Linked DNA regions of Homo sapiens: region 1 is linked to region 2. Evidence: read pairs that join two places in POLR2A ChIA-PET (ENCODE). Cell type or tissue: GM12878. All regions are shown on one strand. Each heading gives the region's core, and the rest is flanking DNA. Links, peaks and the distances in the headings are about the cores only. Region 1 overlaps CLPTM1 (CLPTM1 regulator of GABA type A receptor forward trafficking). Region 2 overlaps MARK4 (microtubule affinity regulating kinase 4).

Region 1 (4,384 bases), core at 304-4,303, 300 kb after region 2:
CAAGAGGCTCAGGTAACCTTGTCTGGGATCCTCCTCACTCCCTGAGAGACAGCTGCCTCCTGACCCCATTTCCCAGAGGAGGAGCCCAGTGCTCAGGGAGGGGAGGTGGCATGACCGAGCCGGCATGGTGGTTCAGTGGTGGTGACAGATGACAGCCCCAGTGGTCTGGGATGAGCTGTGAATGGCCTGGCTTGGTCCCTATAGGCCCTGACAACCCTGCCCATTTACCTTGATCATTTCTGGGTCCGCTTCTGTCTCTCCTGTCAGCAGGTTCTTGGTTTTCTGAAATCGTCTGCGCTTGTATTTGTTGATCACTGTGGTTGGGAGGTGGGAAAGGAGGGGACGTGAGACCTGCTGGCACCTGCAGCCTCCAGAGCCCGGACCCCTGCCCACCAGCAACGGCTCACGGTCTCCTGGCATCCACCTTGCACTCACCTGCTGAGATCAATGTGACCTGGAATGCCAGAACTGCCTCCCCAAATCTCAACGAATCCCAGTTCCTCATGATCATGGGGACGCCACCATCACCAAATGCCCCAGGCAGAAACCCCAGCTCAGTAGGGCACTGTAATCCCAGCACTTTGGGAGGCTGGGGCGGGCAGATCCCCTGAGGTCAGGAGTTAGAGACCAGCCTGGCCAGCATGGTGAAACCCCCCGTCTCTAATAAAAATACAAAAATCAGCCGGATGTGGTGGCGGGTGCCTGTAATCCCAGCTACTCGGAAGGCTGAGGCAGGAGAATCGCTTGAACTAGGGAGGTGGAGGTTACAGGAAGCTGAGATCGCACTGTTGCACTCCAGCCTGGGCAACAAGAGCGAAACTCCGTTTCAAAAAGAAAAAGAAAACAAACAAACAAATAAATAAAAACAAGTGACTGATCATGGCATCCCGCAGCTTTGGAACCCCAGACACTCACCGTAGCCCCGGTGACCTCTCAACCCTCACCACCTTCCACTTCTCAAACATGCCAACCCGGGGCCTTCAGGCGTGCTGCCCCGTGTCCCAGGAACCCATGCCCTGACACAATCTTCGTGGCCTGGCTCCTCCGTGGCATTCAAGTCCCTGGCAGAATGTCCTTCTTCCACAGGGCTTCCCTGGCCACCCCACTGAATGAGCCTATGCAGTCATTCTCCTGCCAGCTTGTTTCCTTCACAACATTTCACCACTATCCAAAACCACTTAGCCAGTGGTTTACCTGCCTGCTGTCTGTCCCTGCAACCAGTCTGCAAACTCTGTGCGGAAATGCGGGTAGGGGCAGGGCCTGTTTGAATACACATGGGGCGCCTGCACAGGCTCGGTGATGACCAGTTGAATACATGACTATAAAGAGGCAGCAGACGGTTCCAAAAAAGGCCTGAAGCCACCAACATGAGAAACCAAGATGAGAAACACTTTGAGGCTGTGAATCCCCAGCCAGGAGTTGGCCTCACTTCCTCTCGCAGAGGCCCAGTTGGCCACAGGCCCCCTGCCATGTTGTCCCAAATGCTGCCGGGGAGGAAGGGGCTTGTGCGTGCCCACGCTCCATCTCCCAACCTCTGCCCTGGCCTGGGGACGTTTCTGTTTTTTTTCTGGAGACAGAGTCTCGCTCTGTCACCCAGGCTGGAGTGCAGTGGCACAATCTCGGCTCACTGCAACCTCCGCCTCCTGGGTTCAAGCAATTCTCCTGCCTCAGCCTCTCAAGTAGCTGGGATTACAGGCGTGTGCCACCAGGCTCTGCTAATTTTTTGTATTTTTAGTAAAGACAGGGTTTCACTGTGTTAGCCAGGATTGTCTCAATCTCCTGATCTCGTGATCTGCCCACCTTGGCCTCCCAAAGTGCTGGGATTACAGGTGTGAGCTGCCGCACCTGGCCCGAAAAGAAGCTAAGTATTTTTCTTTTTTCTTTTCTTTTTTTTTTTTTTTTTTTTTTTTTTTTGAGACAGAGTCTCGCTCTGTCATCCAAGCTGCAGTGCAGTGGTGTGATCTTGGCTCACTGCAACCTCCGACTCCCAGGTTCCAGCTATTCTCCCACCTCAGCCTCCTGGGTAGCTGGGACTACAGGCGTGTACCACCACGCCCGGCTAATTTTGTATTTTTAGTAGAGACAGGGTGTCACCATGTTGCCCAGGCTGGTCTCAATCTCCTGGCCTCGTGATCTGCCCACCTCAGTCTCCCAAAGTGCTGGGATGACAGGCGTGAGCCACTGAGCCCGGGGACTTTTCAGCTCTTCCTTATGCTATGAAGGAAAACTCAGTCTGCCCTCCCTCAAGTCTCTATCCTGTCCCCTGGGGCCAGGGAGAGACAGGGAAAGGGGAAAGAGACCTGGCCAACAGCGGGGGCTCTGGGGGCAATCTTGGCTCTGAATCCTACAAGCTAAGGGATGCTGGTGAGTGATGTCACTTCCCTAAAGAAGGAAGAAAAGCCTCACCACTTCTTGGCCCAGGGCCTACTGCTTATTAGCAGAAACGTCATCCTCATTTTTTTTTTTTTTTTGAGATGGAGTCTCACTCTGTTGCCCAGGCTAGAGAGCAGTGGCATGACTTCAGCTCACTGTAACCTCTGCCTCCTAGGTTCAAGCAATTCTCCTGCCTCAGCCTCCCGAGTAGCCGGGATTACAGGCATCCACCACCATGACCAGCAATTTTTGTATTTTTAGTAGAGACGGAGTTTAACCATGTTGGCCAGGCTGGTCTCAAATTCTAACCTCAAGTGATCCACCTGCCTCGGCCTCTCAAATTGCTGGGACTACAGGCTTGAGCCACCTGGCCAATCCTCATCATTTCTATGATTATTAAATCATTGGGGATCTTCCTCCTGTGTCCAGGGGGAGAAACCAACACTCAAGGGTTGACTTGGAGAAAATTCCAGGGGGACATGCCCCAATCGTGTCCACACCTGACAGAGACTGTCCAGGGAAGGGAGAGCCCCAGAGGGCAGCGCTGGCTGGTGGAGGGGGAGGCACAGGGGAGAGAGGCTTTGGCTCAGGCAAAGAACACATTCTGCAGCTTGGAGGCATCCAGACCAGATGGACCTGGCTCCTGTGGGGAGGAAAAAGCCCCCCTTTCTTGGAGGAAAATCTTCTAGAGCTGCACCATCCAGTATCAGGGTTGCTGGCCACATGCAGCTACTGGGCACTGCAAATATGGCTGGTCCAAACCAAGAAGTGCTATGATATAAAACACACGCTAGACCCTTTTTTTTTTTTTTGACATAGTCTCGCTCTGTCGCCCAGACTAGAGTGCAGTGGCACGATTTCAGCTCACTGCAACCTCTGCCTTCTGGGTTCAAGTGATTCTCCTGCCTCAGCCTCCCGAGTAGACGGAATTACAAGCGTTAGCCACCATGCCCGCCTAATTTTTGTATTTTTAGTATAGCTGGGGTTTCATTATGTTGGCCAGGCTGGTCTCAAACTCCTGGCCTCAAGTGATCCACCTGCCTCAACCTCCCAAAGTGCTGGGATTACAGATGTGAGCCACCGTGCCCAGTCACACACACTAGATTCTGAAAACTGACACAAGGGGAAACAAAAATGTAAAATATCTCACTTTTTATACTGATCATATGTTGAAACGAGAATATGTTGAGCTCAATTAAACTATTATTGATATTAATCTCATGGTTTTTCTTTACCTTTTTATTTATTTATTTGTGAGACAGGGTCTCCTTTTGTTATCCAGGCTAGAGTGCAGTGGTGTGATCACTGCAGCCTCAACCTCCTGGGCTTGGGTGATCCTCCTACCTCAGGCTCCCGAGTAGCTGGGATTACAGGCATGTGCCACCATGCCTGGCTAATTTTTGTATTTTTATTAGGGGGGGTTTTGCCATGTTGCCCAGGCTGGTCTCGAACTCCTAGGCTCAAGCAATCCTCTAGCCTTGGCCTCCCAAAGTGCTGGGATTACAGGTGTGAGCCATCACGGCCCTGGCCTTACCTTTTTATTATTTTATTTATATTTCTTTTTGAGACAGGGTCTCGCTTTGTTGCTCAGGCTGAAGTGCAGTGGCCTGATCACAGTTCACTGCAGCCTTGACCTCCTGGACTCAAATGATCCTTCTACCTGAGCCTCCTGAGTCGGAGGACACTACAGGTTGCGCACCACCATATCTGGCTAATTTAAAAAAATTTTTTGGCTCACGCCTGTAATCCCAACACTTTGGGAGGCCAAGGCAGGTGGGTCCCCTGAGGTCGGGAGTTCGAGACCAGCCTGACCAACATGGAGAAACCCTATCTCTACTATAAATACAAAATTAGCTGGGCGTGGTGACACATGACTGTAATCCCAGCTACTTGGGAGGCTGAGGCAGAATTGCTTGAACCTGGGAGGTGGAGGCTGTGGCGAGCCAAGATCATGCCACTGTACTCCAGCCTGGGCAACAAGAGTGAAACTCTGTCTCAAAAAAAAATAAAA
Region 2 (4,384 bases), core at 193-4,192:
TCTTTACATGTTTGTTTATGAATAAAATCTCTCCAAAGGAATTCATATTAAAACCCATAACAGGGCCAGGCGCGGTGGCTCACGCCTGTAATCCCAGCACTTTGGGAGGCTAAGGCGGGTGGATCACAAGGTCAGGAGATTGAGACCAGCCTGGCTAACATGGCAAAACCCTGTCTCTACTAAAAATACAAAAATTAGCTGGGCATGGTGGCATGCACCTGTAATCCCAGCTACTTGGAAGGCTGAGGCAGGAGAATCGCTTGAACCTGGGAGGCAGAGGTTGCAGTGAGCAGAGATCACACCATTGCACTCCAGTCTGGCAACAGTGCGAGACTCCGTCAAAAAACAAAACAAAAACAACAACAAAAAACCGTAACAGTTGCTGCATTTGAGAAACTGGGAGCTGGGGATATGTGTTGGATGAAGACTTTTTCACTGTCTATCCTTTCCAAACTAACACATTTTCAAGGATGTTATTGTATGAACAATTTCAAAAGCAACACAAAATAATTCTGGTCTCTAGGAACATCTTAGGAATCTACTGTTTTAGAACCCGGGGGTGAAAAGTGATCTCAAACTTGAGAGGGTCAGAAGGTCTGCTTGTTACATCCTCAGGAGCGATACATGCTCAGAAGTCCCAGAACCACAAGCTGAGAGCTCTACAATGACAATGACAGATACCTGGCACCTGCCAGCAATCCCTCTCTGAGAATCCCTGGAACTCAGGTCTCAGTGTGGGGAGTTCTGAAGGTTACCACGTTCTAACCATATGATACCAAAGTCACAAGCTCCTTAGGAACTTTCTGGGCACGCCCTGTCATTTTACAGGTGGGAAAGACAAGACGCAGGGGCAGGGAATGGTTTGACCTCCAGCAATGGTGGGGGTAGGGCAGAAGCACCACTTCCCGTGTGGGGCTCATGCTGGGTCTCAGATTCCCTGACACCTCTCTCCTCCCTCACTTCAGTGTGGAGGGGAGGTCAGAGCGCAGGCTTTCAGCAGCCACTTTGTGCAATGTGTCCTCCTGTGCCCCCATTACAGCAGATTAATCCCAACTGGACTCGATATCAGAGCTCCATCCTGATCCTGATGAGTGGACCAAGGAGATTCTAGCTAACACTTGGGCTGGATTCTTTTTTTTTTTTTTTTTTTTTTTTGAGACACGGCAGTCTGGCTCTATCGCCCAGGCTGGAGTGCAGTGGCACGATCTGGACTCATTGCAACCTCGGCCTCCCAGGCTCAAACCATCCTCCCACCTCAGCCTCTCAAGTAGCTGGGATTACAGGTGCACACCACCATGCCCAGCTAATTGTTTTGTTTTGTTTTTGAGACAGAGTCTTGCTGTTGCCGCCCAGGCTGAAGTGCAATGGCACAATCTCGGCTCACTGCAACCTCTGCCTCCCGGGTTCCAGCAATTCTCCTGCCTCAGCCTCCCAAGTAGCTGAGATTACAGGTGCTCACCACCACACCCGGCTAATTTTGATATTTTTAGTAGAGACAGGGTTTCACCATGTTGGCCAGGCTGCTCTCAAACTGCTGACCTCAGGTGATCCACCCAGCTCGGCCTCCCAAAGTGCTGGGATTACAAGGCAAGAGCCACTGCGCCCAGCCTAATTTTTGTATTTTTCTGTAGAGATGAGGTTTCATCATGTTGCCCAGGCTGGTGTCGAACTTGAGAGCTCAAGTGATCCACCCAATTCAGCCTCCCAAAGTGCTGGGATTACAGGCGTAAGCCACTGCACTCAGCCCTGGGCTGGATTCTAAAACTGAGATGTAAGAAATCTAGGAGCGGGCCAGGCGCGGTGGCTCATGCCTGTAATCCCAGCACTTTGGGAAGCCAAAGCCAAAGCAGGTGGATCATGAGGTCAGGCGATCAAGACCATCCTGGCTAACACAGTGAAACCCCATCTCTACTAAAAATACAAAAAATTAGCTGGGCGTGGTGGTGGACACCTATAGTCCCAGCTACTCGGGAGGCTGAGGCAGGAGAATGGCATGAACCCGGGAGGTGGAGCTTGCAGTGAGCCAAGATTGCGCCACTGCACTCCAGCTTGGGCAACGGAGCGAGACTTTGCCTCCAAAAAAAAAAAAAAGAAAAGAAATCTAGGAGTGGCTGGGCACAGTGGCTCACGCCTGCAATCCCAGCACTTTGGGAGGCCGAGGCGGGTGGATCACCTCAGGTCAGGAATTCAAGACCAGCCAGGCCAACACGGTGAAACCCTGTCTCTACTAAAAATACAAAATTAGCTGGGCAAGGTGGCTTGTAATTCCAGCTCGGGGGCCTGAGGCAGGAGAATCAGTTGAACCTGGGAGACTGAGGTTTCAGTGAGCCACCATCGCACCACTGTACTCCAGCCTGGGCGACAGAGTGAGACTCTGTCTCAAAAAAAGAAAAAAAAGAAGAAATCTAGGAGCTGAGAGATCTAGAAAAAGATAAGGTGAGATATGTAAGACAGAGAAAAAAAAGATTAGACAAGCAGACAGCCTAGTACCTGTCCCAGAGTAAGAACTTCACCCCTGCAGACAAGCAGGGCTGTAAAACGAACAGAGTTGGAAAACACCCTGAAAGTTCCTCAAACTATTATTAAACACACAGTTACCAGATGACTCAGCAATTCCACTCCCAGATACGTACCCAAGAGAAATGACGGCAAAACACAGCCACACAAAAACACGGATACAAATGTTCACAGCAGCATCATTCACAACAGCCAAAAAGTGGAGGCAATCCACGTGTTCATGAATGGATAAACAAAATGTGGTCTATCTATGCAATGGAATATTACTTGCCAATGAAAAGGAATGAAGTGCTGATACCCATATCATGGATGAACCTTGAAAACTTTCTGCTAAATGAAAGAAGCCAGTCACTGAAGGCCACACATCGTGTAATTCCATTTACCTGAAATGTCTAGAATAGCCAAATTCATCGACATAGAAAGTAGATTAGTAGCTGAGGGTGGAAGGGGGATTGGAAGTTGATTTTTTTTTTTTTTTTTTTTTTTTTTTGAGAGGAAGTCTCACTCTTATCGCCCAGGCTAGAGTGTAGTGGCGCGATCTCAGCTTACTGCAACCTCCGCCTCCCAGGTTCAAGCAATTCTCCTGCCTCAGACTCCTGAGTAGCTGGGATTACAGACGCCTGCCACTACGCCCGGCTAATTTTTGTATTTTATAGTGGAGATGGGGTTTCGCCATGTTGCCCAGTGGTCTCGAACTCCTGCGCTCAGGTGATCTGCCTGCCTCAGTCTCCCAAAGTGCTAGGATTACGGGCATGAGCCACCATGCCCTGCCTGGAAGTTGATTGCTAAAAGTTGTGAATTTTCTTTTTGGGGTAATGAAAATGTTCTGAAATCGGTCATCATGATAGATGTACAACTCTATAAATATATTAAAGCCACTGAATTGTGCACTTTTTAATTTATTTTTTGAGATGAGGTCTCGCTCTGTAACCCAGGCTGGAGTACAGTGGCGCGATCACGGCTCACCACGACCTCGATCTCCTGGGTTCAAGTGGTCTTCCTACCTCAGCCTCCCAAGTAGCTGGGACCACAGGCGTGTACTACCACACCTAATTTTTAATTTTTTAGGGGGCGGGGTGGCGGAGTCTCGCTCTGTGGCCCAGGCTGGAGTGCAGTGGCGTGATCTCGGCTCACTGCAACCTCCACCTCCCAGGTTCAAGCAATTCTCTGCCTCAGCCTCCCGAGTAGCTGGGATTACAGGTGCCCGCCACCATGCCTGGCTTTTTTTGTATTTTTAGTAGAGACAGGGTTTCACCATCTTGGCCAGGCTGGTCTTGAACTCCTGACCTCGTGATCCTCCCACCTCGGCTTCCTAAAGTGCTGGGATTACAGGCGTGAGCCGCTGTGCCTGGCCAATTTTTAATTTTTTTGTAGAGACGGGGTCTTGCTATGTTGCCTAGGCTGGTCTAGAACTCCTGGGCTCAAGCAATCCTCCTGCCCTCAGCCTCCCAAAGTGCTGGGATTACAGGCGTGAGCCACCATGCCCGGCCTGAATTGTGCACTTTAAATGGGTACGTTGTTTGGTATATGAATTTTAACCTTAATAAAGCCGTTAAAAAAAATAGAAGAGAGGGTTAAAATTTGATGAGTGTGTGGGTGAAGGGACCTCTCAGAAGTCTCCATGCCTAATGGGTGCTGATGGTGGTGTGTATCCTTTTTTTTTTTTTTTTAATTTTTTTGAGATGAGGTCTCTCTGTTGCCCAGGCTGGTGTGCAATGGCATGATCTCGGCTCACTGCAACCTCCGCCTCCCAGTTTCAAGCAATTCTCCTGCTTCAGCCTCCCGAGTAGCTGGGATTATAGGCACGCACCAACACGCCCAGCTAATTTTGTGTTTTTAGTAGAGACAGGGTTTCACCATGTTGGCC

What was found. Peaks named below come from ENCODE experiments on the same cell type or tissue, not always from the same donor. Only the 100,000 strongest peaks of a DNase experiment are listed, where the experiment ranks them.
Region 1: POLR2A ChIA-PET joins it to region 2 with 8 read pairs; 3 of 35 experiments call an interaction of 5 or more read pairs at or near these places.

What each region holds. Positions count from the first base shown.
Region 1 is chr19:44,981,148-44,985,531 of GRCh38, reverse strand. It overlaps CLPTM1 (CLPTM1 regulator of GABA type A receptor forward trafficking), which reads right to left. Exons shown (of 14, transcript NM_001294.4): 6 at 229-314. Among named protein-coding and RNA genes, the nearest start is that of RELB, 18 kb to the left of the region's middle. In GM12878, for the core only: no CTCF peak of the experiment used is centred there; no DNase peak of the experiment used is centred there.
Region 2 is chr19:45,282,033-45,286,416 of GRCh38, reverse strand. The region is part of intron 12 of MARK4 (microtubule affinity regulating kinase 4); the gene reads right to left. Among named protein-coding and RNA genes, the nearest start is that of MARK4, 33 kb to the right of the region's middle. In GM12878, for the core only: no CTCF peak of the experiment used is centred there; a DNase peak (open chromatin) is centred at 2,606; H3K27ac peaks cover 632 bases.